Linked DNA regions of Homo sapiens: region 2 is linked to region 1. Evidence: chromatin loops called from intact Hi-C (ENCODE). Cell type or tissue: OCI-LY7. All regions are shown on one strand. Each heading gives the region's core, and the rest is flanking DNA. Links, peaks and the distances in the headings are about the cores only. Region 1 overlaps BALR6 (B-cell acute lymphoblastic leukemia associated long RNA 6). Region 2 has its middle 67 kb from the start of BALR6.

The links. A loop is a pair of places that touch in the nucleus more often than their neighbours do. Peaks named below come from ENCODE experiments on the same cell type or tissue, not always from the same donor. Only the 100,000 strongest peaks of a DNase experiment are listed, where the experiment ranks them.
Region 2: it touches region 1 in a loop (3-fold over the local background); 2 of 110 quality-filtered maps call a loop at or near these places.

What each region holds. Positions count from the first base shown.
Region 1 is chr3:18,117,575-18,133,005 of GRCh38, forward strand. All of the region lies in intron 4 of BALR6 (B-cell acute lymphoblastic leukemia associated long RNA 6), which reads left to right. Among named protein-coding and RNA genes, the nearest start is that of BALR6, 160 kb to the left of the region's middle. RefSeq lists an enhancer at 10,296-11,171. In OCI-LY7, for the core only: CTCF peaks have their summits at 9,801 and 10,008; DNase peaks (open chromatin) are centred at 9,797 and 10,127; H3K4me3 peaks cover 1,707 bases; H3K27ac peaks cover 2,243 bases.
Region 2 is chr3:17,888,152-17,903,582 of GRCh38, forward strand. No RefSeq gene overlaps it. Among named protein-coding and RNA genes, the nearest start is that of BALR6, 67 kb to the right of the region's middle. In OCI-LY7, for the core only: CTCF peaks have their summits at 6,466 and 6,672; a DNase peak (open chromatin) is centred at 6,490.

The sequences.
Region 1 (15,431 bases), core at 8,602-11,101:
GTAGTAATTGTGAATGCGGACCAAGTGAGATACACCCACCTTCACCCTGGGGATTTTGGAAACACTGTAGGATGTGTATATGTGTATGAAAAAGAAAATGAGAGAGACTAACATGATGGCCAGAGATCTGAAAACTATTTGGATCTCTAATCAAATAAAATGTCTTGTTAAGGATATAGATATTCTTATTAAGGATATAGGTACATTTAAAAAATCCTGTCTTTATATTTTTATGGACATGTCTACAAATTTAATTCAGAAAACTCTAACTCCTTTGGGCTGCTGAATAAAGTTTCTAGGTAGAAACAGAATGTGACTATTCCCTATTGCTCACCATGAGATAGGACTTAATATTAAAAACTTGCTTGATGCAGCGCTTGACTAGTTACAAGTTTCCTCTATGTATGTAATTGCGTTAAGTTCTCACAACAACCCTTGAAGCAGGTCTTCACCTCCCCATTCTGGAGATAAGGCATCTTCGGAGTCTTCAAATCACTGACTCACTGTTACTGGCAGAAAGCGTCTGCCAGTTTGAGTTCTTTGTAGATTCTGGACAATGAGAACACTTGGACACAGGAAGGGGAACATCACACACCGGAGCCTGTCCTGGGGTGGGGGTAACGGGGAGGGATAGCATTAGGAGATATGTCTAATGTAAATGATGAGTTAATGGGTGCAGCACATCAACATGGCACATGTATACATATGTAACAAACCTGCACGTTGTGCACATGTACCCTGGAACTTAAGGTATAATAAATAAAATAAAATAAAAAAAGTTAGAAAAAAATGTCTGCCAGTTAAGACTCTAACCTAAGTCATTGTACCAAGTCTTCTCAATCTATTCCACAGCATATCCTGACTTTAGGAAGTTCATATTGCTCTGTGTCAATGGCCTCTGGCACAGAATATCCTGAAGGGCAATATGACCTTGCAAAAACCTGCATCACTGTCAAATTCAGCCAGAATGAGATCAGTTTGTGGGGAGTGCTGGCACTCGTTATTAGCTGCCCTTTGATGTCCAGACTCCAGTGTGTTAAGCTTGAATCCAGTGCTTCCAATCCAGTTGGGTTAGGAAACAGATAGGGGAGCACTATTTTTTTTTTTTTTTTTTTTTTGGCGGAGTTTCCCTCTGTCGCCCAGGCTGGAGTGCAATGGCGCTATCTCGGCTCACTGCAAGCTCCGCCTCCTGGGTTCAGGCCATTCTCCTGCCTCAGCCTCCCGAGTAGCTGGGACTACAGGCGCCCGCCACCACGCCTGGCTAATTTTTTTTTGTATTTTTAGTAGAGACAGGTTTTCACCATGTTAGCCAGGATGGTCTCAATCTCCTGACCTCATGATCCGCCCGCCTCGGCCTCCCAAAGTGCTGGGATTACAGGCGTGAGCCATCGAGCCCGGCCAGTGGGCAGCACTATTTTTAAAGGGTGGGAACTCCAGGAAATATGTGCTGTTACCCCTAAAACTTGCTTCTTCGTTGGGCTGGGTAAAGATACCACTGATGGAATTTGTTGTTGTTGTTTTAGTAGTTAGTGGCCGTCAGCCACCCTGAATGAAAACTATGAGTTCAATATTTGTCAAAGTTTGGCACCAAAGTTGAACATCAAAAATAGGGTCAAACTCTGGAACCAGTTTCTGCATTTTCTAGCTACAGAACAATTTTGACATTTACTCAGCCCAGAAATTACTTAGAAGAAAGTTTGCCTGAACTTGTGGTTCTCAAACTGAGGGCCAGGGACCGCCATCAGCAGCATTACCGTCACCTGGGAATAGTTAGAAATGCACATATTCATCCCTTCCCCTCAACTGATTTCATTTCTTATTTTTCCCCTAAGCAAGTAAACAAAATCTCCAAAGAAGGACAGCCTGAGAAGGGTATATATGTTTGAGCATCACGGAACTCATTTGTAGGTATTTGATGCCATAAATAGACTCATAGTAAGAAAACACTGACATTATCTATTGTGGTTCAGGAAGAGCAGGGGAGATCAATCTGGTTAATTAAGCCACAAAATTCTGTTCAGGATGGACTTAGATTCCAGGTTAATGTGTGCTTCTTGTATCTGTGGTGTGAATAGGGTGCCTCTTTTGGTATAGAATGCTCTCTCAGGGTTGTAAGAAACTCTTACTGTACTTTATTGGGGAAAAAATCCAGACACCTTTCTGATGGGAATCTGTTCTTGGAATGAGACAATGTGTCTTTGGCTTGCGTTTTCGTTTTCACAAGGCTCTAGGTTTATATTTTCAGTTAAAAGATCCAAGAGAAACGAAGAAATATCAGAGATTCTCTTCCCTAGATGTGTCCGCTGCGATAGCAAGCACCTAGTTGTTTTCTCTCAAGAAGAGATAGAAGCCAATTCGTCCAAATTTATATGATGTTAGAGCTGGAAAGAGCTTTGGAAAGCATCTGGGGTTTTCAAAGGGAGTTTCACTTGCATTTTTGGATTTTTAGGTAGAACTAGACTTTCTGGTGACAGACTGTCCTGCCTTAAAGATGTTTAACATTCCTGGCCTCTGACACTAAATACCAATAGCATCCTTCAGTTATTATTATAACAGAAACCTTCTAATGTATTTCCAAACACCCTCTAAGGCGGTGCCTTAGGTTGAGAACTTCCTCCAGCCCCGTAGTTTTATCAGTGAGGAAACTGAGGTTCTGAGGATTAGCAGAGCCAAACTTTGACCCTGACTTTCTAACCCTATACCCCGCTATAGCATAAGTGCCATGAGAGCAAACATTTTTTGTTTGTTTTGTTCACTGCTGCACTTGGTACAGTTTTTGTCACATGGGAAACAATAAATATATGTTGAGGGAATTAATGAAGAATGAGCACATGGGTCACTATACACTCTAGGATAACACATCTAAGATCCAACAAAGGCAAAATGATTGACTACTGATCTCCAAGGCCCTAAAAGTAATTAGCTTTCAGGTAATCAAAAAACTAAGGTCCATTATCAGAGATGAAGACGCCACAGAGTAAATGGGATTCTTCAAGGCAGTCCGACATTGTCACAGAAACTTGAATTCCAAATTAAATGCAGCACCTCTATTGATTTGAGATGTACAATATTTCCATTAGAATAATAATACCACCACTAAGATTTTGAATTTATGTACATATTTATGGAGTGAGCTGTCTATTAATGGATTATAATGATGATGTCTCTGCTACAAAAAAGTCCAAGCCTGGCGCCACAAACTATCCCACTGTATTGGAACTTTGCCACAGGTACAGCACCCAACATACTCTTATGTATTGGGAATTGCTAATTTTGTGAATTGTTCTTTTTAAAGCGTGTTTTATTTATTCATTTCCCCAATCAAAAGCATATATAAAGATTGTTCCATGCTTTTAAGTTCACTCAAGATCATTTTTATGTTTCCTGAGAGAGTATGCAATAGTTTTACACAGAGCTAGCTAAAGAAAATAACTCAGGAAAAGTGTTTTGGAACATGTTGGACTATCATAGCATCCTTTGTTCTATAGTATCATATTTTAGTAACACACTGGTATTTGGAATCTCACTGTTTTGCTGTTTTGAAGCTAGGTGTACTGTTTTAATATGATGATGCTTCCTATCATCATATTCACACTTGCCATCTGGATGAGGCCAGTGAAGCTTACAGAAGCAAAGAGCCATTGATGGTCTAGGAACCTGTGGTTTAGTGGTAAATATCTGAGCTTCAGTAACCAAGACATAGAAGATACTGGGTTACCCATTCTTTGTTGTGATATTTGCGAGCAGAGTTTATTTGTATTGTTCTTTTAAGTGGCTTAAAATATCTTTTTGTTCCCATATTCATACCATTTTATTGATAAAACCCCAGTTCGTATCTTTATTTTTCAGTCTGAGAAACTGAAATATAGTGTATTAGTCAGGATAGTGTAGGTTTTGTTGTGGTAACAAATACCTCCAAAATCTCCCTTAATTAACATACCAAAAGTTTATTTCTCACTTATGTTACATGTACCCTATGAGAGAGCTGGGGCCTCTCCTTCACACAGAACTTGGAGACCTATACTACCAATATATCGCCTGAAATATATGGCCTTCTCAGTGACGGGGGCAGAGGAAGAGACATTTGGAGGGTCATGCTCATCTCTTTTGCTAGAAGTGACCACGCCACACTTTCCACAACACACTGGCCAAAAACAGTCGTACAGGACCTTCAGCATGACAAAGAGCTGGTGGAATGCCATCTTCCTGTGTGCCTGGAAGACGAGAACCAGACTTGGGAAAGTACCAGACCTCTCTAGCACAGGTATTAAAAATGAATACTGTGACCTTCTGGAAGGACAATTCTAGAAGGTTCTGGAATGAATTTTACAATCAATAAGTCCAGATTCTAGTATTGTGTAGACTGCAAGGGATAAAACATATGTGATTGAAACATTTGAAATATATTTTCCTCTTGTAAGACATGTAAGTCCAAATGAAATACACATATACATATGTAGTGGGTTTGTAAATTTAACCAGATGTACAGCAAAGAAAAATTTCTTTTTTTGTAATAATGTAGTCTTTTACATCCCCTGCTCATTGGAAGGCAGGAAAAATATTAACTAAATATCTAGGAACCTGTGGTTTAGCGGCAAATATCTGAGCTGCAGTGATGAAGACATAGAAGATACTGGGTTACCCATTCTTTCTTGTAATTTGCCTTAAAGCTTTCACTGCTGCAATAATTTTATCAGTTTCTTTAAAATTATTATTTTTTTCCAAATATCCTCTCTATCTGATAGCATCCAGCTGAACAGGGTGGAGGGATGTGAGACTTACTACACACCCTCCTAATACTGAGAGGAAGAAGCTTTGTGCTTCAGGCTGCTGTTGGGTGTGTTGAGGCTGTAGTTCATTGATGTCTGAGGTCATGACTCATGTTCACAGACCGCTGAATGTCCTGTTGGCCTCTGATATTGGAATCTGCTGCACCATGGTCCTCTCTTTGACTTGTACAGTGCTCATGATGGTGAGCCATACCTGACTTGGTCTCACCTAGGATCACCTTTAACCCCTCTGAGCTCTGGCTGAGAGCTGCTCTTGGTAGTTGTTGTAGTTTGAACATTTGTGTCCCCAAACCGCCTGTTGAAATTTGATCCAAATGTTTGAGGTGGGAGTATAATGGGAGGCGTTTGTGTCATGGAGGTGGACCCTTAATGAATATATTAATCTGCACCTTGGCTGTGGGGGTGAGTGAGTTCTTGCACTATTAGTTTCCCAGGAGAACTGGTTGTTTAAAAAGAGCCTGGCACCTCCACCCCTCTCCCTTCCTCTTGCTTCCTCAACCTTCCTCTTGCTTCCTCTCCCACCATGTAGTCTCTACACAGGCCAGTGCCCCTTCACCTTCTGCCATGAGTGGAAGCAACCTGAGCCCTCACCAGAAGCAGAGACTGGCACCATGCTTCTTATGCAGCCTACAGAACTGTGAGCCAAATAAACCTATTTTCTTTAAAAATTACCCAGACTCAGGTTTTCCTTTAGAGCAACACAAAACGTAGTGAGACAGTGGTCCACTCCACAGCTCATACTACAGTCACTTCACCTAGTTATGATGACTTCCTTGGGAAAACATGGTAGCTACTTCTGGGTCTCATGTATACAGCACAGGTTTGGGAAGGATAAATGTCAGATCTTCCTTTTTCACATGGCTTGTTGCCTCTTTTACTTGGATGTGGTTGTATTCCACATTAGTGAAAATAATCTGCAAAGTGGCCTACTCTTTGAACACTAATTAGAGAGTTTGTTAGAGGTGAGGGGCATAAGGAGAAGAGCCTCTTTCTGCCTTCAGTACTATTCCCAGTTGTCTAACAATCCACTCCCTTTCCAGGTAGTCTGTAGAGACTAAATCAGGGAGTGTCTTCTCATCTGACTCCTGAGGACAAGCGTTTTCTCTTATTCTCGTCTGAACTTCCCTCCAGCCTACCAAGTCTGGCTTTCAATATGCTAAATTTGGACAATTTTTCTTAATATAAGAGACTAGCTTGCAGGATTATTGTCTTGCCACAAAATCTTATACAGTGTATTTGAATGTCAGAAACTGAAAATTACCTTATTTCCTTTTCATATTCCATGTTCAGCCTTTCTAATCTTCTCCCTAGGAAGACAGATGTCCCAAGTCAATAGAAATGAAGGACCTGTACTTGAAAATACAAAAGAGAAAGTGCATTAATTATTCTCAATGATTCAGCATTGTAACACATACATATGTGCAAATAAGAGAAAATGAATATACTTTTGGATGGAGACTAGTGTTTCATTTACTCGGTATTCCCATAGACTTTAGAATATGTACTGGAGCTTAGAAGTTGACTTTGTATTTGTGCTTTACTTTACTTACCCAATAAACATTTTCAAATAACCAATTATAAGCCAGGCCCTTGCCATAAAAAGAGTCCATTTCCTTTTGGAGGGCTCAAAATCTATTGGTAGAGAAACTGAATAGGTAAGTAGTAACTCTCACACAAAAAAGGCATGAAAAGAGGTATATAGGTGGCACCATATGAGCAGAGAAAAAACATGTAATTCAACCTTTGATGTCAGGGAAGTGGTCCAGAGAATATCACATTTTAGATGAGTCTTAGTGGATGTCTTCTTTAAGAGGAAAGGGATGGGATAGGTTGGGAGTCATTCTAGGCTTAGGGAGAGCATGTGCAAAGGTAACAAAGATATGTCACTTTTATATTTCTATATGGCTGGAGTACATGGTACACTGGGTACACACTGGGATGCTTTCCATAGTGGTGGTGGACGAGGAAGAAACTGTAAGTGAGCCCAAGGCCAGATCTAAACTGGCTTGCTCAACATGGGAAACAAGTTTAGCTTCATCTCAAGTGATATATGTGGCAGTGAACATTTTTAATCAGAGTGATAATATGCTTAGATAATCGTATTTGAATTTAAGAAAGGTCAGTGTGGAGGATGCATTGGAGGAGGTGGGGCCGGAAGCTGGAAGACCAGTTAAGGGGCTATTCAGTTAAAGCAGATGTGGTAGTTATTCATGCTGTGCAACCACAAATATTTCTAGCTTTCTTTCTTTTGGGCACATGGCATGATTGCTCTGCTCCCTGCGAGGCTGGGTGTAGCTGTGTGACTCGCTTTAGCTAATGAAATGTTAGCTGAGGTGTCATGTGTCATTTCTGGGTGGAAATTTTAAGAGCCAGTGCATGATTCATCTTGTTTTTTTGCTCCTAACTTGGTGATAATGGAGCTTCCATTAGGAACTTAGCCAGGGTCCCTGAGTGGTTATGATAAACAGAGCTCCAGGTGATGCATGCTGGATATGTCGTATACATAAGAAATTTGTGTTAAGCCACGGAGATTTTGGGGTTATTTGTTATCACTGCATGACTTAGACTATTCTGACCACCAGGTCAGGGGAAACAGGGGCCTGAAATAATAGCATGGCAGCAAAAAGGGAGAGGAGTGACAAGTTCAAGAGATGTTAAGGTGGTAGAAGAGACAGAGTTTAGTAAAAGACTAAATATGGGGGAGAGAGAGAGGAGAGCCTAAGATGACCATATTTCTGATCAGTAGGACCATGCCTATCTGTTCATGCACATTACTTTTTTCTTCCCCATTGAATCTAAGCTTTTTGAGAAAACCTTTTATAACTCTTGTGTACTATTTTTTATACTCATTCTCCACTCTTTGTCTCCCCCTCCAACTCTTAGACAGAATTAATTACACTCTTATCTGTTTCAATTGCTTTTGATGCACAACTTGACTATAGCATATCTTACAAGTCAAAGATATTGACAGTATTTCTGATGATGGTGACCATTTCTCCAGGATTTCTAAAAGCAGTGACCTTCTATAAACATTGATTAACAATTTTTTAATTGTCTTTTTAACATTTCACTCCTCACGGTTATTTCTGTTAGCCCTGCAGAAAAAAATAAGTGGAACTACAAATAGAACTATTATCTTCTCTCTTTAAAACGTTTTTAAAAACAATTTTGATCAAATTTTTGCTCAAACCATTGCATAGAAGGGGAATTTAGGATTATTTATAAATGTAACTTGCCCATGATGTCCCTCTCTCATTATCATGTGTAACGAAAAGTTGGCAGGATTTACTTTCTTTCTTAGAAAATTGAGCATCCAAAGGAAGAATAAAATTCTGCAAGAGGAATTCATTTAAAACACTTTTAAGTGAAAAAAATGCTAACAAAGATATAGTGTAGAATCCAATTCACGATTTTAAAAAGCACATGGCTCTTTCAGGCAATGTCAAAGCTCTTTCTGTAGCATATTTTTAAGAATCACAGAGGAAAGATTCGTGATTCTCAAATATGGGCTTTGATGTCTCCTTTCCATTCAGCCCTTGAGCTATTATTAAGAGTGTTTCCCAGAGGACCACTGAGGAGGTGGGCCAGTGGAAACCAACACCCCACCTCCACCTTTGCCTCATTGGAGCTATTGGGTCTCTTCTAATTTAGGATTGGAGCTGAGGAAAAGTGGAAATTATTTCTTACATTTAAGGGCTCAGCTTACCGCTGAAATTGCTTTTCATTTAATTCAAGCAGCAACTGATAGCACAGAACACTTAAACAAAATTAAACAGAAATCTTTCACATTTTGAGAGGCACTTATGTGTGCTTTGTGTGTTTTCTTTCCTCCCCTTCTTCTCCCTCTTTCCCTCCCTCCTTCCCTCCCTTCATTCCTTCCTTCCTCCCCTCCTTCCTTCCTTGTTTCCTTTTTCCCCTCTTGCCACTTAAATAGAATTTTCCCAGAGAAAAAAAGCAGAATAGCTTTCATAGATTTCCTGTATTTCCTTTGGCACTTGGAGTTATGGGAGAGAGGGTGATTGATATTACCGAGGGTTGGAGCTCAGCTTCCCCCTCTGTTTACTGCTGTTCCTTCTCGCACCTTAAACTACCTCCTATGTATTTTAGACAGGTCAAGTCATTAACAAACATTAGTAGAATTCTGGATAGAAGTAATTGTATTTAACTTGTAAAATTTATACCTTTGTATGTTGTATGTCTGTGGGTCTGAGCAATCACACACATCTTTAAAAAGAGAGAGAGCTAGAGAGAAATAAAATCATCACACCATAATGGGAAACAAAATTTCTGAGCAGAATGGACTGTCAGATCAAACTCCTCCTAAAGCAAACAATAATTGCCTTAATTTTTGTGGATAGTACAGTTGGCTAAAATAAGCTAACCAGATTTGTGAACTGAACATCATCGAAGATTTTTGTGATGCAGGCAGCAGGGTTGTTGAAGTATTGCCAGTGAGTAGAAGTGGTTTTGTGGCCACTGGGCCCCTTGCCCACCTTTCTGGGGCCTAATGGTGCAGATGTGAGGCATGAAGGAGTCCGGGCCATTGGAACGGCAACAGGGTGGAGGGGAAACAGACCAGGAGAGCTGGAGCATCTCACTGCCCAGATTGTTTGCAGCAGACAGCAAGAAAGTCCATTAAAAAGATGGTACTGGCCTGATATATCTGGGGCATCTAGTTGCCTTAGGCTAAAAGTACTCTCAACGTATTTTACTGCTTCTCCAAAGCAAACAATTGTTTAATTAGTAAAAATAAAAAAGCTACTTAGAGGAGGAAAGATTGAGGGACGTATTTTCGACTTAAGTAATACTGAATTAAAAATGGTCTCTCTCATCCTGTCTGCTGACATTCATTTTTTAGCAGAAAAGTGAAGACACATTGTAGGATGCCCAGAATTGCTGAATCCATCCTTCAGAATTGCATTCACAGTCAGCCTCTTAGAGAAAGCCGTGTTGGAGCTCTAGCTCTTCACCAACGAAGGCAAATGTAGAGCTACAGCAGGACCTACTGGCTGCCTTCTGAAAGGCCTGAAACAGGTAGTGCTTTTCTTAGGCACAACCTGGGGGCTTGTGTGGTGCTGATGCCAGTGGAAGGAGGGCAAGAGGGGTCCTAAGAAAGAGGAATGTAACTGGGAAAAGAAGAGTGAGAACTACTGAGGGATAAATAATTTAGAACCTTTCCAAAGGAAGCAGTAAATAACAACTTCTTAATGTTTTCTATGGAAGAAAAAAGAGCAACACTTAACATCTGTACATATCGGGTTTTTTTTTTTTGAAAGAGAAAGCTTTACAAAGAGTAATCATTGAAATGGAAAAAGCAGAAGTGGTTTGCCTAGTGAACTGGGGAATGGCAGAGGGCTAGGGTCTGTACTCACCAGGGTGTGTGTGTGTGTGTGTGTGTTTGTGTGTGTGTGTGTGTGTGTGTGTGTGAATCTTGATGTGCATTGAAAAATATAATAGAAATTGGTAATGGTTTCCTCCATCTTACTTTCTGACATAGTTCCTGGGGGCTGGGGAGCATATCCCCTCTTCATGAACATCAGGAAAAAAAATAGAGGAAACAAAATATAGGGCAGCAGACTTTGCTTATCAAACAACTAGCTTCCCTCTTTTGAAGTACAAACTGAAGCCCATGAACTTGGGCCAGTACTGGCGTATGGCCTTCCCTTTTAGTATTTTGTGTGTGTGTGTGTGTGTGTGTGTGGCATGCGTGTGTGTCATTTACAAATGCAAAGATAACAGCAAGTTCTTAGTTGGCACCAAATGGGGGACCGTTAAGTATGAGAAATGATGTCGATTTATCATTATATTATGCCTCTGACAGCGAAACACACCTGTACTTTTTATGTAATTTATTGACTGGTTATAGATGCTGTGCGAGAGAGGAAAAAATTAGCGCAGCTTTAATTACTCATGCTGCTGGTTAAAATATTAATGGGGCACAGAGTGTTGCATGCTCATTTCTGTTGATTTTTAATTAGCAGTAATTCATTTTGCACAAAGCATGTTGATGCCTTTGCCGGAGACATTAGCGAAGAAGCTGAATAAAGATGTTTTTGAGAGAGCTACTGTGCATACAGAATAAAGAGTGCCTGCTTCCTGTCTTGTCTGATAAAAGTTGGGCAAAGTGGGAGACAGATGATGAAACCAAACAATACCAAAGAATCACGGTATATAGTTTAAGTCTCAGGCCTGATCCAATTTGGAGTTTTCCTAAAACCTTCATTTTTGCACACTTTTTGCCCCAGAGGCCGTTATGTGGGTTATTTTGTTTGATTCCAGAAGACTGAAACAAAATCTGAAACACAGACTTCCTTTACCCCTTTTTTCAGTGAATGTCATGATGATATTTTGCTTAATGGAGAAAAATAGGCTGGCATGTGGGTTTTGTATGTGATCTCCTTGACAGGGCTGTAGGGGTTGGGTGAGTTGTTGACCCCTGAGGAGGAAGAGGACAGAGCATTTCAGGTAACTTCTTTTACCTGATAGATACAGGGAAGCCATGGATTTTCTATAATGTGGTGGATAGCTTTCCTTCATGTATCACATTCTAAAATTATTGTTGTGTATAAAGAGACTTCTAACCATGAGCCTCATTCTGTGAAGAATATAGTGAGGTCATTTTTGGCATAGGGAAAGTGGGAGACAAAAATTCAGCTGAGGACATAGTAAAACATGTTTTCTGGATTCTGCACACATTCAGAAATTGTTTCCTTGTCATTTTCCCCTCTTCCTCAGCCTCTCGCTTTGGTTCCAAAGCGGTCCCAGGGTAAATGCCCAAATAAATTCCCTCAGATTCCACTTGCTTTCAGCACCCCACCCGAGTGCATTTTCTGAGGCTTCCAGCCTGCAGAGTCTCAGTCAGCAACATCCTGTTCTAGGATCAGAAGCATGGATTTAGAAGGAAGCAGTGAGGTGATCTAATCCAACCTTCCTTCCAAGCTGGAGTCCCCTTTACAACATCTCCAATAAGCAACATTGATACCCACTTTCACCAGCTACTCCTGTTGAACATGGATGGGGAGAGTTCAGGGGAAAGTGAAAATAAGACACTGTCTCCCCCATATCTTTCAGCTTTAAAGAAATATTTACGGGCAATCCCATTCTTCAGCAGTACCGATTTTCTTCCTGGAACATACCAGGGATGCCAGGAGGAAAGGTGAACTTGGCCTCTTGGATCATTTGTCTTCACTGTACTATTGATCTTCACTAGGCTACTGGGTTTTCTATCACTCCTTTTAAAAAGTTCTTTTTGGCTTCTATATTTCTATTTTTCAGACTTCTATCCAACATCCTCAATCCAATAGGGTGGAAATTTAGGGCACTTTTATCACAACCCTTCTTGAATAAAGCTTTTGAAATGGTAACCTTTTCAGACAGCGTGGTAGAAAAAAGTTAATCTATCTAGAAGCCATATAAAAAGAAAACCAGAAAGGTGTTGGACATTTGGAAGATGACAAAAATATCCTTACTTTTGTAGAATACTCACAGAAATGAATGTCAGAAATTTCACAATTTAAGAAGCTCTTGCAAGGTGTGGCAGAAAGGAGTAAAGGAAAGTGAAAACAGAGTTCCGTGCACCTAGTTTACTAGAAATGGAAGTTTGGGAAGCTTTTGGTCACCTGCTACATAGACACACAACTGAGTCAGTTCTTCCCGTGGAGCGGGAGCTCTCTGAAGGCCAAGCCTGGGTCTTCATGTTAATTTCTGTTGACCATGAAACTCTTTATGCACGGGCATCATTTGTAACTTTGCAGAACACTTCTCGGAGCAGACAGGGACCTGAAGCTAACTGAGTTCTTTTTTTCTTGCTTTTTTCTTTTCTTTTTTTTTTGTCACTTAATCAGTGCTTAATAAGTTCTTGTACAATAAGATTAAATATTTTTAAAATACAGAAAACTATAGAGAAACACAAGTTAAATATCAATGTATTATCACGTAGAACTAACATATTCCAGTATTCTTTTTTTTGCTTCAATCTTTTTCATTTTTCATGAAAGAATGAAGACAATCCAGATTCAGTTAAGTCTTTCTAAAATATATTCTGACATTGTTATCTTCTTTCTCAATCTCAAAGGCAGCCACAATCATGGGTGCTATGTTTATTATTCACATACATTTGTTATATTTAAATTAGACATGTATATATTTTTCTCATATATAGTATTTTACATATGCATGAAACTGCAATTTGTATTTTTCACTCCACATTATGCTTTTCAGAGATTTAGCCATATTCATACACATAATGTAAATTATTTTAATTGCCATATAGTACTTCATTATATACAAACACAGCAACTTAATTCGCTCACACTTTAATGATGGACATTTTAGATTTCTTTTTTTTTCTTTTTAGAAACAATGATGTGATGAACTTTTTGTTCTGTACATGTGCAATACAGTTTTTAAAAAGAATTTATAGCCAGAAGTGGAATTGCTGGATTGTGCTAGTCATTGCTAGACTACTCTCCAAAGTGGCTCAATAGATTTATATGCCCATTGGTAGTTTATGATAGTTTGTACTTTTCCACAATCTGCTCAACACCTGATAATGTCAGACTTAAAAATTTTGCCAACAGATAGATAAAGTGGACAAATCATTTAGTGAGATTGAATATCTTCTCCTATGTTTTGTGAATCATTTAGATTTCTTATCGTGTGAATTTCCTATTAATATTCTCTGCACATTTTTTCACTGGGAGTACTTGGCTTTTTCTGATTGATTTGGAAGAATTCTTTGTATATTTTGAATACTGATCCTTTTCCATATATTTAGATTCCGTGTGTGTGTGTGTGTTTATATATGTGTGTGTGACAGTCTATGGCTTTTCTTTTGTTAGTTTTGTATGTGGTAATTTTACTGAACAGAATTTAGAATTTTCATGCAGCCAAATATATGAATCTTTTCCTTTATGATTTTATAAATTTTGCATTTTGTTTAGGAGATAATGTCCTAACATAACATTCTAACTAAATTCTCCCATATTTCCTTCTAAATGTTGATGTTTTATTTTCCATCCTTAAGTTTTTATTCTATTTATAATTTGTTGTTTATCTCTTTCAATATATATATGCACATGGAGCTATTTACTCCAAGGTATACTCCAGTAACTGGATGAGTCTGTCAGAATGGAATCTGATGCATATTAAAGGCTGCATTTAAAACCAGAGTCACCTCTAACCCTTAGACAGGACCAATTGAGAGTTCCCTCAGAGTCTGCTGCCCCCTCCCACTATTTGGTCAAGGGTGCATTCACACTTGTCCTTTAGATATATTTTATTGTCACATGACTGTATCAATATTCTATTCTCTTTTCTGCCAAGAAATTTCTCTATTTCTCTGTAGATTTGGGGATACAGTAGATATAAGGCAGCAAATTTATAATCAGACTCCACTCAATGGCCCTCAAGACCCAAAAGCCGATGGACATACAGGTGAAGAATTGACACATTGCCTCCCACCAATAAAGGCTGAACTCCCAGACCAGCCAGAATGTCCAGCTGTGTAGTTAATGGAGACTAAACATGTCTTTTCTGTTGATGCTTTTGTCTGATAAAATTTCTCTGTAAATATGGAGTGACTTTCACCTATATTCCTTTCAGAGGGCTATATTTGGTGATGAATTCACTGTCCTGTAAAAATATGTATACATTTACCCAGCCAGATAAGAAGGAAAGGAAAAGAAGGCACTGGTATTTGTTGATAGCTAAACATTTGAGGCTTCAAATACATTTCCTTGGATAAAGTGTACATTATAGAGAAACTTTTAGTTGGTAGCTGAATCCTTTATCTATTACTGTGTAACAAATCACCCCAAAAGTCAGTGGCTAAAACACCATTTATTGTTTCTAATGGGTCCATATTTTAGCTGAGCAGTTCAGCTAATCTGTGCCAGGTTTGGCTGAGTGTGTCTGGACTTGCTTATGGGTCTGTGGTCAGATGGTGGGTTAGGTAGAAGCTTCATAGTCTAAGAAAACCTTAGCTAGGAAGGCTAGGATCTGCTTTACAGGATCTCTCATCATCTGATAAACAATCCTGGTATTGATCACATGGCAAAAGCAGAGGTCCAAAGAATGAGTGAGTGAAAGCATGCAAAGGCTCTTGAGGCCTAGGCTTGGAATTGGCACCCTGTCACTTCTTCCCCCATTCATTCTTTCACCAAAGCAAATCTCAAGCCCAGTCCCCATTCAAAGGTAGGGAAATCAACTCTAATACTTGATGGAATGATTTGCAAAGTCACGTTGTGAAGGGTGTGAATACAGGGAAGTTATTAATTGGGCTGTCAATTAATCTACCACAGTAATTATCACAGATGCCCTACAATGTTGCTTACTACCCAGGTTGCCTGGTCGGAAACTTTGGGCCAATGTTCACTAAGATGAGCATCCATTTATTGACCACATTAAGTGCATATGAGATAGATAGATAAGCAAACGTATGATAAGTGTTATGAGGCAAAAGTTCACAGGCTAAATAATCATCTAAAAAAAAGACTTGACCTAGGCTGAGAGGTCAGGAAATCCTTTATTGAGGATATAACGTGGCATTGAACTCTGAAGGCTGAATAGGAGAAAAGGCCCAGGCATGTACAAGGCACCAAAGCAGGTAGGAATATGGCCCTTTGGAAGAGCAGAAAAGAG
Region 2 (15,431 bases), core at 4,952-7,451, 230 kb before region 1:
TTGTGAGCATTGCCTAGGTTAGGATTGAGAATGAATTATTACTGAATGCTTTTTGGCATAATCTGTACCTGTATGTTTTTAGACATGGAAAAAGAGAAAGAGTAACCTCCCACCCTGGCTAAACTCCACACTTCTCTTTTACTCCTCCAATAAAAATATCTTTAATTTTTTTTGAAAAAGTGCTAGATTGAGAACTTTATAACCCTTGGGAAAAAAATCTGCAAAAGGGCCAGTCTTTGCCTCTGGGGGTTATAAAATATGATAATTAATATTATATGATGACATTGCTCAGAGCTATCCTGTTCATCAAATAACTTGTCCATTTTTACTAATATGATTGGATAAATGTTTTCATTCATATTGGGGTGCCAAGTCCACTCAACCTCATTAGATGGAAACCTTGCCTTTCATTTCTTTGGTGTCTCTCCAGATGAGATAGGGGAGGGTTCTGTGCACTGTTGGGATGGATACAATAAGGGACATTGACTTATTGATTTACTCTGAGAATTCATGGGCAACCCTTGGAAATATACAATGTTAGTGTAAATTTTAGAGTTTACTGAGAAATAAGCTCTAAGAGAATATTCAACTTTGAAATTTTGAGAAAGGGAAGTAGCAGACATATGGACACGAAGATGAAAACATTTATTAAATTTAAACATTAAATGTAAGGGCAAAATGAACATTACTCTTTAATCTTATAAACTGCAAAATAAGATAAATCAAGTCCAGTAACTTCAAGTTGACAAAAAAGGCAGGTTTCCCTTCCTCCCCTTTCCTAGGACTCATCACATTAATATATATATATGGACCCAGCATCATCATTATGCATGTTTTCTGTTTCACCACTATGCTTTCTTTAGCATTAGCTCCATGATTGGATTTTGAAATATAGAGGCATTGATCACAAATTTTAAATTAAAAAAAACAAACAGTAGGTATGATGACATTTCCCATGTTTAAAGAGCTCTTGAACTTGCCACTTACTAATTTCTCAGGCACATTTAAAAGGCTTTCGGGTTAACTATAGCAAAGCCAAACACTACAGTTCTGTCCCATCCATCTTCAGAATACAGGAAACAGATCAATATTTGAGCTGCTCGAATCTATAAGCAAACCTTTCAAAGGAGCCTAGTACAAGGAAGAACAATTCTTTAATTAGTCTCATAACATTTTTGAAACCGATTTTGATATAAGTATTCACTATATATAATTTTTTTGGTTTTTATTAATGGTTTGTGATAGGGTAAGTGTACAGATTTGTGCCTTACTAAGAAAAGTCCAATTGAACGTATTTTGTTTAAATTAATAAAGAACTGTAGGGAGAATTGGGGGTTGAAGGATTAGGTAATAAATAAGAGAAACAGATGCAGATGAAATACTATTTCCTTCGTGTTGTGTATTTCAGGGAATCTTTAATTCACCTGAATATGGCCATGAGTTATGCTTAGAGTATTGTATTAGAATTCCTAGTAGAAAGGGATTTAAATATACATGTAAAGTTAAATATGGTTAGACAGTAAAATATTGATTGCTTACCACAAACAATGCAGCAGAGTATCTAACACTTGTTTTCCTTGTGGAACATAATAAGGTAATTAATTTATCTCTAGCTGAGTTTTATTTGAGAAATTTTCTTGTATGTGAAACAGATTTAATGTATTTTGTGTGTGTCTCAAATAGCTATTTGTGCTATAATAACCATGTGCAGTTTGTGGCGGCACTTTAATAATCATCACCTTAAAAATCGTGATACTTTCTTCTTTTAAATAGTAAAATACAAGGCTCAGTAGTAAAATAGCACTCTGGATATAAAAGCTAATGACTAATAGGAGAGTTCTGACCCTCTGAATTGCGTTTACTGTTCACCAATGATTATGTCATTAGGAATGAATTAGATAGTCAATGAGGTGAATCTTCAAATCAAAGCTGCCACTTTGAAATTTTCAATAATCTGTTCACTTGTAGGATTAGAATAGTATTTAACGACCATTAGTGTTCTATTGCTGGGGTTATGTGGCCATGAAAAACAGTTTTCTTATGGTATCATTTTTTTTCTCTCTCTCTCACTTTTTTTCTTTTAGAGTAACCATACTTTTTAAACCTTGAGTTCTCTGATTATTTACTCTTGATGTGAACAGCCAGGCAGAACCGAAATAACATGCTATTTACTATATGGAAAAATCACAGGACAGCAAAGAGTGGTGGGTTCAAGCAGAGGTCAGAGGACTGTCCTAAAAAGTGAATGTTCCAGAATGTTGATGGCTGATGATTCTTGTTTCTGCCTCTCATTCGTTTGTTTCTGCACACTGTTTTTACTATCTCAATAACATAAAGAAACATTATGACTATCAATGTTTTTTGTCTACTGGGAAAATTCATTTATGATTTTTAGATCTAATTTTGTGTACTCTCTTTTTATTGCAAAAACATTACTTTAGGTCTTTTGTGGGTACTCAACCATTTGTACAGACTAGAATAATAGCTACAAGAGTGGCTGCCATTTATTGCACGTTTGCTATGTCCTAGATCAGCGGTCTCCAACATTTTTGGCACCAGGGACAAGTTCTGTGAAGACAATTTTTCCACAGACAGGGTGGGCTCAGGGTGAGAGTTTGGGGATGAAACTGTTCCACCTCAGATAATCAAGCATTAGTTAGATTCTCATCAGGAGCGGAGCGTGCAGCCTAGATCCCTCTCATGTGCAGTTCACAATAGGGTTCACTCTCCTATGAGAATCTAATGCCAATGCTGATCTGACAGGAGGCAGAGCTCAGGCAGTAATGCTCGCTTGCCCTCGGCTCACCTAGTGCTGTGCATCCAGGTTCCTAACAGGCCTAGGACTGGTTCTGGTCTGAGGTTCCAGGGCTGGGGACCCGTGTCCTAGATGACATGCTAGAGACATGTTCTGCATCATCCTATGTAGTTCTTACTTTTCATCTAAAAGCAAGGGATTATCATTTCCTCTTTACGGATGAAAAAATTCAAATTTATATGGTTAGTTGATGATCAAGTTGATTACCTGAAATTTGAATGCAAGTCCCACCAGTATGTAATCTACACAAGGGCAGGCATTTTTGTATTTTGTTTGCTGATGTATCTATCTATAGCACACAGAATAATATCTGGCACCTCTTAATTGCTCCGCAAATATGTGTTGAATGAATAGATGAAGATATATTTAGTTCCAAAGTCCATGTTCTTTTACTACACAGCATTACTTAGTTACCCTTCCCCCCAGTACTGGAACCTTATGATAAGAGAATATTTTACATTAAGATTAAACTTCAGAATCTCTAAAGCATTCAGCAGAACAGCAGATTATCCAAAAAATAACATCTGTCATTTTCTCTTTGGTTCATGGGATGATAGAAGTTCAGAATTCATTGTAAGGGTACAAAGGAATACACACACACACACGTCGTTAATGTATGTCAGCAGGTTACTTTTTTTGACAATAAAATCACTTACCCCTACAGAACATGCCTGAAGCATGGCTCAGACTACTTAAAAATCATGACTAAGCATCATGAGTGTCCTGATAAACACATCCAATTCTGGCCTCCTAGCCTGGAATAAGAGGCATAGCTATCTTTCATGTGGCCTTTAATCCTAGGCAAACCTGTGCTTCTCCTCTTGTGGAAGTCTGCACAGGCAGTCCTGGATGCAGGACAGCGTCATGAGGCAGAGAGACTTAGTAGATAATGTATTGTCTTATGGTCTCTATATACCAAGGAGATACACACAGGCAGGCCTTCTTTGATGGATATTCTGGATACCCAGGTTGTTTTGTTTACCCAGCATCTATTCCACTTTCTTCTGGTAACATCACCCTAAGATTCCTTTGGTGAACCATTTCTTGCCAGGCCCATCCTCCATCCCTTATTTCATCTCTTCTGGCTACACAAATTGTTTCGGGAATGGGTGGGTAATCCAAATTGGTTCAATTCAAGTCAGGTCTGGGACTTTTGCTAGACCTTTGGGAAGTTGGGCTCTTTCTTCTGGGGCTTCTGAACTGATAGACTGTTAGTTTGAAGCGGTCAGAGACTGCCATAGAAAAGGATCTTGACTGAGAATGAAGCTAACACAGAGGAAAATAAGAGGCCTGGTAATAATATTTACATTACAAAGCTTAATCTACCTTTGAATTTTTAAGATACATGAACTACTACATGTCCTTATTTGCTTAAGTCTCCGGGTAGGTTCCTATCCCTTGTAATGGCTTAGCATATAATAGCTGAGAGTCTTCATATTTTGATGTAGACTTCCTTTCTTGCTTGTCTTCCTTTTGTTTGTTAAATTTCCCTGAATCATCACCAAAACACATTGTAACTTTGAAAAACTCTTTCCCTTGGGAACCGTCATTTGATCCATATAGTGGCTATGTGATGGTGGTTCAAGTGATACTGGGCACCAAGTAATTGAACAAGAATTTCCTAAATGTGTTTGGTGGAATACTAAAGTGAGACTTCTTTTTCAAAATTTTGTTTTTATTTTCTATTTTTAACATTTTTGTGGGTACATAGTAGGTGTATACATTTATGGGGTACATGAAGTGTTTTGATACAGACCTGTAATGTGAAATAAGCACATTATAGGGAATGGAGTATCCCCTCAAGCATTTGCCCTTTGAGTTACAAACAATCCAACTACACTCTTTAAGTTATTTTAAAATTTATAATTATGTTATTATTGACTATAGTCACCCTATCCCTATCGTACTATAAAATAGTAGGTCTTCTTCATTCTTACCATGTTTTTATACTCACTAACCATCCCCATCTCCTCCCCAGCCGCAGCCGCCGGCCAACCCCACTATCATTCCCAGCCTCTGGTAACCATCCTTCTGCTCTCTATGTCCATGAATTCAATTGTTTTTATTTTTAGCTCCTATTTGTTTTCTGGTTTATCTTTCTTCCTTCTTTCCTTCCTGTTTTCCCCTAGTGAAGGTGATTTTTCTCTGGCGATATGATTCAGCTTCTTGGTTTTTATTTTTTGTGCATTCATTGTATGTTTTTTGGTTTGAGGTTACCATGAGGCTTGCAAATACTATCTTATAACCCATATTTTAACCTGATAACAACTTAACACTATTTGCATAAACAAAGAAATAAACAAGCAAAAGGAAAACTAACAAAAACTCTATGCTTTAACTTTACTCCCTCACTTTTCAACTTTTTATTGTTTCTACTTATATCTTTTTGTACTGGCTATGTCTGGAAAAGTTGTTGTAGTTATTATTTTTGATTGTTTCATCATTCAGTCTTTCTACTTAGGATAAGAGTAGTTTACACACCACAGTTATAGTGTTATAATATTCTGTATTTTTCTCTGTATTTACCATTACCCGTGAGTTTTGTACTTTCAGGTGATTACTTATTGCTTATTGATATCATTTTCTTTCTGATTAAAGTTCTCCCTTTAGCATATCTTGTAGGACAGGCTTGGCATTGATGAAATCCCTCAGCTTTTGTTTGTCTGGGGAAGTCTTTAATTCTCCTTCAAGTTTGAAGGATATTTTCACCTGATACACTATTCTAGGGTAAAAGTTATTTTCCTGCAGCACTTTAAATATGTCATGCCTCTCTCTCCTGGCCTGTAAGTTTTCCACTGAAAAGTCTGCTGCCAGATGTACTGGAGCTCCATTGTATGTTATTTATTTATTTTCTCTTTCTGCTTTTAGGTTCCTTTCTTTATTCTTGAACTTTGGGAATTGTATTATTAAGTGTCTTGAAGTAGTCTCCTTTGCATTAAATTTGCTTGCTGTTCTATAACTTTCTTGTACTTGGATATTGATCTCTTCCTCTTGGTTTGAGAAGTTCTCTGTTGTTATTCCTTTGAATAAACTTTCTATCCCTATCTTGTTCTCTACCTCCTCTTTAAGGCCAATAAATCTTAGATTTGCCCTCTTGAGTCTATTTTCTAGATCCTGTAGGCATGCTTCATTGTGTTTTATTCTTTTTTTGTCTCCTCTGACTGTGTATTTTAAAATAGCCTGTATTCAAGCTTACTAATTCTTTCTTCTGCGTGATTAATTCTGCTATTAAAGGATTCTGATGCATTCTTTACTATGCCAATTGCATTTTTCAGCTCTAGAATTTCTACTTGATTCTTTTTAATTATTTCCATTTCTTTGTTAAACGTATCTAATATGAATCTGAATTCTTTCTCTGTGTTACCTTGAATTTCATTGAGTTTCCTTATGACAGCTATTTGAATTTTCTGTCTGAAAGTTCACATATCCCTGTTTCTCCAGGATTGTTCCCTGGTGACTTATTTAGTGCATTTCATGAGGCCATGTTTTCCTAAATGGTGTTGATGCTAGTAGATGTTCTTTTGTGTTTGGGTATTGAAGAGTTTGGTATTTATTGTAGTCTTTACTGTCTGGGCTTATTTATAGCTGTCTTTCTTGTGAAGGCTGTCTAGATATTTGAAATGACTTGTGTGTTGTGGTCTAAGCTGTGCTTTAGGGGGCGCCCCAAGCCCAGTAACACTGTGGTTTTTGCAGACTTGAGGTACTGTCTTGTTAGTCTTGGACAAGATCTGAGAGATCTGCATTACCAGGCAGAGACTCTTGTTCTCTTTCCTTGCTTTCTTCCAAACATACAGGGTCTCTCTTTCTGTTCTGAGCTAGCTAAAGGTGGAGGTGAAGTGACACAAGCACCCCTGTGGCCACCAATACTATGACTACACTGGGTCAGACCTGAAGCCAGCACAGGACTAGGTCTCACCCAAGGCCTGCTGTAGCCACTCCATGACAACTGCCTATATTCACTTATGGCCCTGGGGCTCTACAGTCAGCAGGTGGCAAAGTCAACCAGGCCTGTGTCCTTCCTTTCATGGTGGCAATGACCCCCAGTCCCTGGGTGGGTCCAGAACTGCCTTCTGGGAGTCAGGGACAAGAGCTAAATTCCTTAGAAGTTTATCTGGTATTCTATTGTATTGTGGCTGAGCTGGCACGAAAACTACAAGATGCATTCCTTCCCACTCTTCCCTCCCCTTTCCATAGGCAAAGGAGCCTCACCCTGTAGCTACTGCCACCCCAAGCCATGAGGAGTAATGCCAGACTACTGCTGATGTTCCTTTAAGGCCCAAGGTCTCTTAAGTCAGCTTGTCATGAATGCTGTCTGGCTCATTACTCACCCTTTAGGGCAGTAGACTCCCCTCTGGCCAATGGGAGGTCAAGGAATGTCATCCAAGAGCCATGTCCTGGAATTGGGGACCCCAGGAGCCCACTTGTGTTCTACCCCACTGTGGCTGTGCTGTTACCTAAGGTGCAAGACAAAATCCCATTTACTTTTTCCTCTGCTTTTCTCAAGCAGATGAAGTTTTGCCCCACAGCCACCACATTTGGTATAGTGCTGAAGCCAGCAAGTCTCAGAGGCTCACCCAAGGCCCTCAATGTAGTACCTGGGTATTGTTGCTGGTTGTTCAGGGACCAAGGACTCTTCAGTTAGCAGGTGATGAATGCTGCCAGGATTGGGTCCTTTCCTTCAAGGCAATGGGTTCTCTTCTGGCCCAGAGTTTGTTTAGAAATGTCATCTGGGAGCTAGGGCCTGGAATGGGGGCCTCAGACTCTGACTGGTGCCTTGTCCTGCTGTGGCTGAGCTGGTATCTTAGATGCAAGACAAAGTCCTCCCTACTCTTCCCTCTCCTCTCCTCAAGTGGAAAGAAGAGGTCTCTTTTGGAGCCTTGAGCTGTACAGCTTGGGATTAGGGGAGGGGTGATACCGGCACTCCCTTGGCTGCCCTAGCTGGTGTCTCCGTATGTCATGTACCCCCTCAGTCCACTTCCTCTGGGCCTAGTTCAGCACTAGGACTAACCCAAGAGTTTCAGTCTTTATGGCCTAGAGAGCCTTTCAAATTTGCTTGGAGACACAGTGTTGCAGCCGTCTGTGGCGAGGTTTGCAGGCACTCAAGTTCGGACTGCTGGGATGGCAATTCCTTCTGGCTAGAGTTAATTTAAATGCTTTGTCTGTGGGTGGGTGTCAGCTGGGTTTGGTCCAGTTTTTCTTTCTGCTCTAACAGGACAAAACTGAGTTAAGTGCCTCACAATTGCTGTGTTCTCTCTTCCCCAGCACCCAGAGAAACTCTCCCCACTACTCCTCTGCTGCCAGGCTTGGGAAGGGATGGCACTGGCGATTCAGGACTGTTTTTTCTATCTCTTTAGTGGCTCTCTCTTTCAGTGATATGAAGTTAGAACCAGGTACTGCCAGTGCTCACCTGATTTTTGTTTTTAGTGAAGGTGCTTTTTCTGTGTAGGCAGTTGTTAACTTGGCGTTCTTGTGGGAGGAATGATCGGTTGAGGTTTCTAGTCTGCCATCTTGCTTTGCCTTCCTCTAAATTGGGATTTCTAAACAGCTACCATGAGAACAAAGTCAAATATGTTTGAGAAATACTAGGTTAAACAAATTTAAACAGATTTATTTTCTTCAAATATTTGTTCATTTAAACTAAGAAGAACTAAGAATTTCCATGAGGGGCATAAAAAAGTTTTAAAAATGTAGTTTTCCAAACAATTTAATCATTGAGCCTCTTTTTTTTTTTTTTCCTCTCTCTTAGTTTCCCTTTTGGGATTTAACTTTGGAGAACACATTTTGGGAAATATCATGAGTTATGTTTGCTGAGGAAATTTTAAATTAGGTTCTCCAGGAAGGGTCCTGGCATCCATGTTCCAGGGCAATGGATTGTTGTTGTTGATGGTTTCTTCCTCCAAGCCGGAAGCAACTTTAAACCAAAGAGAGTTTAAAAACAAACCTCTTTCACTGGCCCATAACTGAGCCTATTGACTTTACCTGCACAAGAAAACACAGATAGAATCAGACAGAGGAAGAGAGAGAGAGAAAGAGAGTTCAAGAATTGGAGGCTGATATCTGGTTTAGAATTTTGAGGTTATCACACAATGCTAATTTCAAGCATCCCCTTTTGTTTTGTTATACAGTATGTAGAAATCTAGAATGAATGAGCTTCTATAATCTGATAATGAGTCAAGATTTTAATGGCTAGTCTTCCAACACCCTGCTTATTTTAATGGAATTTTGGGTAATCAAGGCTTATTTTTGCTCAGTTGTGCTACATGTTAGAAAAGGGCAGTGATACTCTTACTTTTCAGATGAAGAAACTGATGCTTAGAAAGTTAGGGATTTGCTGAGGTTACACACAGAGTGAATGGTGGAGTGAGTACTTGAACTTTTCTCTATTGCCCATGGATGTTATCCTTGGCCATACTTCTCAAAAAGGGGTGTAGTTATTGTACAATGAGGCTATAAAATATTTCCAAAATCATTTCATGTGATGGGTTACTAGGAGTATCATGAATGTAATGTTACTGTGTAGTAGTTACTAATAAAATAGAATAATATTGTATGGAGATTTTCTTGCATAGGCAAGAATACCATTCTCTGCTAAGTTAGAAAACTTTTTTTTTATTATACTTTAAGTTTTAGGGTACATGTGCACAACGTGCAGGTTTGTTACATATGTATACATGTGCCATGTTGGTGTGTTGCACCCATTAACTCGTCATTTAACATTAGGTATATCTCCTCATGCTATCCCTCCCCACTCCCCCCACCCCACAACAGGCCCTGGTGTGTGTGATGTTCCCCTTCCTGTGTCCATGAGTTCTCATTGTTCAATTCCCACCTATGAGTGAGAACATGCAGTGTTTGGTTTTTTGTCCTTGCGATAGTTTGCTGAGAATGATGGTTTCCAGCTTCATCCACGTCCCTACAAAGAACATGAACTCATCATTTTTTATGGCTGCATAGTATTCCATGGTGTATATGTGCCACATTTTCTTAATCCAGTATATCACTGTTGGACATTTGGGTTGGTTCCAAGTCTTTGCTATTGTGAATAGTGCCGCAATAAACATACGTGTGCATGTGTCTTTATAGCAGCATGTTTTATAATCCTTTGGGTATATACCCAGTAATGGGATGGCTGGGTCAAATGGTATTTCTAGTCTAGATCCCTGAGGAATCACCACACTGACTTCCACAACGGTTGAGCTAGTTTACAGTCCTACCAACAGTACAAAAGTGTTCCTATTTTCCACATCCTCTCCAGCACCTGTTGTTTCCTGACTTTTTAATGATCTCCATTCTAACTGGTGTGAGATGGTATCTCATTGTGGTTTTGATTTGCATTTCTCTGATGGCCAGTGATGATGAGCATTTTTTCATGTGTCTTCTGGCTGCATAAATGTCTTCTTTTGAGACATGTCTGTTCATATCCTTTGCCCACTTTTTGATGGGGTTGTTTGTTTTCTTCTTGTAAATTTGTTTGAGTTCATTGTAGATTCTGGATATTAGCCCTTTGTCAGATGAGTAGATTGCAAAAATTTTCTCCCATTCTGTAGGTTGCCTGTTCACTCTGATGGTAGTTTCTTTTGCTGTGCAGAAGCTCTTTAGTTTAATTAGATCCCATTTGTCAACTTTGGCTTTTGTTGCCATTGCTTTTGGTGTTTTAGACATGAAATCCTTGCCCATGCCTATGTCCTGAATGGTATTGCCTAGGTTTTCTTCTAGGGTTTTTACAGTTTTAGGTCTAACATTTAAGTCTTTAATCCATCTTGAATTAATTTTTGTATAAGGTGTAAGGAAGGGATCCAGTTTCAGCTTTCTACATATGGCTAACCAATTTTCCCAGCACCATTTACTTTTATTCAGTCTATAACATTTGTAAATGAAAAAATGAATTAACAAGACATTTAAGATTGGTTCTCTATTGTTTTCAGAGCATGTGCTCAAATAACTTATTTCCTGAATATATGTTTTGAGAAAATGACCTGTCAAAACAAAGTCTGATTTTTTTTGTTATCTCCCTTCAAAACATACATTTTTACTAAAATAAAATACATCCAATTAATGTTATTTAGAGTAAAAGACATGCAATTAAGTTTACATTTCAAAGTTAACTTCTGTGAAGGGCAGAGAGTGCACATTAAAAATGTCCTTGATTCTAGTCTACATAGTTTATTCTTTGGTAATAAAAAATACTTGGTTTAAAATGAAATTGTGTGAGAATTCAAATTTTACTTGACTAAAACAGTTGATTGTACTTCTGTTGTTAAATGACATTCAAAATTGAACCAAGTAGATCCTAAATGCACAAAGACCATGCTATATTTTTTCCCTTTATAATTCATTGATTTTCAAAGTCATTGGAGCATATTTTTGTTTGTTTTTAAAAAATGTCTGCCATCTGACACAGCCTTTGCTGAGTATTGAGAAACATGCTTACTTGCTCTTTGTTTTGTTTTAGGAGGTGGATTCTTTCCTGTTAGCCTGGTTTATCTGCATCTGCAGTAATTAGTTGGATGGTGAATTAAATAAGTTACACCTGAGTTAGTTGAGAGCTTTAATCTGCCTGCATGAGTAGGAAAATTCTAAGCTTTTACTGAACTGAAAAGTCAATTCATTGGCAAGATAGAGGGTGACAATGGTAGCAGCTAATGAGCTTCTGTTGGAAGAGATTGAATAATTATTTAAAAATTCATTCATTGGCTGATTCAGCTGTCAGGACACGGCATCATCACACATATGGCCTGGCCGCCTGGGCCTCTGTATGCTGAGGTTACTATGACACTTTCAGGAGAGTTCGCTCTCCAAAGCATCAACAACCACATTTTGACAATAGGAGTAAATGTGTGATGGACCTGTGTTTCTTAACCAAACTGAAATTCTGTATTTGGCTAACAGTATCTTGTATTGAGAAAAAAAATGGCTGTTCCATCTTCTGTTTGTTTTTAAAAGCCAGCAACAAGCTCTTGGCATCAATATTCGTAGTGGGTTTTCAAACACTCGGCAAAAAACATCAATAGCATCTGCTCACACCCCATCACCCTATCCCACATTCATTTGGTGGATAGCTCTAACTAGCTGGATGGTTAAATTCTGCACCTTTCTGCATTTAAACTTAGCACTGTGGACTAACTCCAACATAGTTAGAAAGTTGCTTCAAAACAGTTGCATTTTGGCTTCCACCTTTCTCACTCATGAGGCCCAGGCCACTTGACTAAATAGCTGAGCCAGAAACTGTGGACTCCAGTCCTAGCCCCACTCTTCGATTGACCATAACAATCCTTGGATACAGAGGCAAAAGACCAAGATTTAAATCATGGTTGTATATTGGCTAGCTTTGAGCTTTTGGTCAAGTTCCCTAATTTTAGTCTTAATTTTCCTTATTTATAAAGATGGGGATCATATTTCTGTTCATCCCATCCCACAAGGTAACCAGCCCAATTTGGGAGGATCTTTCATTGTTACTTATAATATTATATTTAAATAAGTGTATACTTGCTACCTTCTGGTCACAGAATGTCTTCTGGAGAATGTCTATCTTCATACCATATGACAGATCTTTGCATATTTGTGGGCTACTATCATGTAACTGTCAAGCCAACTGTTAAGGCAATGGAGATAAGCCACTGCCATTCAGCCTTATTTGCTGTCGTCATGGCATAGTTTCCTAAACCTTTATCCTCCTGGTTTTCTCAATGTACCTGTTAAGATATGGCATTCAAAACTGAACACAGAACTCAAGTTGAGGGTCTTATATGTGTGCTTAATATGTCCTTATTCTGGAGATCTCAGAATGCAGTCCTAAGATTGCCTTAGCTATTTTTGGTAGCTAGATCTACTAATCTCATATTGAAATTTTAGTCCACAAAACCCATAGTTCTCTTTTACATCAACTTCACAGGCCTTCATATCTGCCTTCCTGTATTTAATAATAGTGATGTGACAGCTTTTATCAAGCACTTACAATATGCAAGGCATTATGCTGAATGATTTGCATACATTAACTGTTTATCTCTTAAAATTAAGTTTTAGTGCAAATTTTATTATTTTCTCTAATTTACAGATGAGAAAACTGAGGCTTACAGAAAAAGAAATATGATTTTCTTGTGTAGAGCTTGTATGGTGCAATCCTGCTAAGTTCACTTATTAATTATAGAAACTTTTTATTTTTTATTTTTTAAAAAAGTTTCTTGGAATTTTCTATATAGACAATTATGTTGTTGGTGAATGGGATACTTTTATCTCTTTCTTTCCAAACTGTATACCTTTAATTTCTTTTTCTTACCTTATTGCATTGGCTAGGACCTCCAGGACAATGTTGAGTAGGAGTGGTGAGAATTGACATCCTTGTCATGTTTCTTACCTTAGGTGGAAACCAGTCTTTCATTGTTGAGTATGATATTAGCTATAGATTTTCTTGTAGATGACCTTTATAATTTTGAGGAACCTCCCTTCCCTTGGAACTGCCCTTTCTGGCTTGATAAGACATTGTTTTTAAAATCATGAATGGGAACTGAATGCATTGGCATGCACCTTTAAGCCCCAGATACTTGGGAGGCTGAGGCAGGAGGATTGCTTGAGCCTAGGAATTCAAGACCAGCCTGGGCAACATAGCAATACCCTGTATGAATGTGCCAGGGATGGTGGCTCATGCCTGTAATCCCAGCACTTTGGTAGGCCGAGGAGGACAGATCTCTGGAGCTCAAGACTTCAAGACCAGCCTGGGCAACATAGCAATACTTCATCTTTAGAAAAGATGAGGGGAGAGGAGAGGAGGGAGACAAGGAGGAAGAAGAGCTATAGCATACAGGTTTGAAAATGACTTCCCACATGTTACCTCATTTTATTCCCACAATGGCCCTGCAAGGTAGAAAGTACATGTATAATTAACCTTTTTAAACAGATGAGTTAATTTTGGCTCAGTGAGATTAGATGACATGGCCAAGGTCACATAACTAGTAAGAGACTAGTATAATTTCCAAACCTTCTGCTCCAAAGATCAGTTTTTCTTAAAATAACACTTTGCTGCCTCTAGTAAAATTGAATTATCTGTAGTTCTTCTAGAGCTTGAGAGATAAAAGCCAGTGACTAATCTTTTAAAAAAAATTCATTCTTCCATCCTGCAAGTAAAGCAGGCACTCTAACAACACTAGACAATGCAGTAGTATTTCCTGCCTGCAAGGGATTTATTGTATAGAAAGAGAGAAGTGAAACAGATATAGCACTGTTATTCAAGACGCTAGGTCAAAAGAGACATGAGAGAGTCAAAGAAAGTGCAATTGAATTTAGTAAGCTGTTTTTCTGTGTGATTTCAGGTACTAACAACTGTGTCAATGCATTTTTTTCTTTTACATATAGTGAAAATAATATGATTTCTGGAGGTCAGGGTGAATGTTGGTAGATGTTACAAAAATAAAAACATACTCAAATGCAATCTTTTGGTTTGGCAAGAAGGCCAGGTCATGGGATTTAAAATTCTATTAGTTTCAAGAAGAGCGACCAGTGAGTTGGACAGCCAACAGATGCCTATAAACAGATAATCTATAGAGAACAGCATAGGCATTTATCAAAGCCACTGCCAGTAGATTAGTTGGGACTTTGGGCTATTTGCAGAAATCAGACATAGGTGAGTATTTGTTTCTTTGTCTCTAGTCAGAGACTGCAATGATTCCTTGTGACTTTTTCTGCCATCTTTGAGATCCTCCAAATCTATATTTCTATCTTTCCTCTGTTCACTACCAGATAAGAGGACATCTTCACTTGGATGTCTATTGTATTTTGACATTATCCAAACAAAATCCATCATTTTTTCCCCATCACCCCAAGTCCCCAACTCAGTTTCTCTGATAATTATATTCTCTTTCAAGATGAAAAGTCTGAAGAAAGAGTATCAGCTCAAATCAGAAGCATCTGAGATGTGAAAATTAGATGTGTTTACTGAGGTAGTGTTAGAATTTAGGAGAGCAGGCTTAGTGGTAGGTGTGGGGAATATGTTCAGGGGTTTGGATCTGTTATTCAGAGTATCTGATGTTACATAGTTTATTCATACATTAATTCATTTGTTTATTAGTATTTGGGTCCACCATGTGCCAAGTTCTGGGTTAGGGACTGAGAAATGGTGGTGAATAAGATAGTTATCACCACTGTTGATTAGAGCTCAGTCTTTGTCAGGAAGATGGCATCAGGGAGGCCCAGCAGGAGGTAAGGTGGATTTCTTGACACTGGTTGGGTTGTGATATTGAAGAGTCTGGGGGATCATGCATGGCCGTAACATACTGATGTCAACTGGAACTTTGGTCTAACTTTCTGGTTCCGTGGGAATGGTTCCTATTTAAACCAAGCAAGGGTCTTATGTCTAAAGTGCTGGTTCCAGGCGGGGAATGTGGCCCAGGAGAAGCAAGATAGGGTTCATATTATTAAAATCTGGTGAAGAGGAAGGGATGCAATATTTAATACAAGGCTGAACCCTGATCCTACTACAGAGGTACAAAGTTAGGGCAGGCTCTAGCAGCAAAGTTGACTCCATACAGAGTTACTTGAGTCACCCAAGTAAATACATCTTAAACTTCCCTAGGAATGAGGCTCAGGGGATGTGCAGGAGATACAAGACTGAAAAATGATCTTA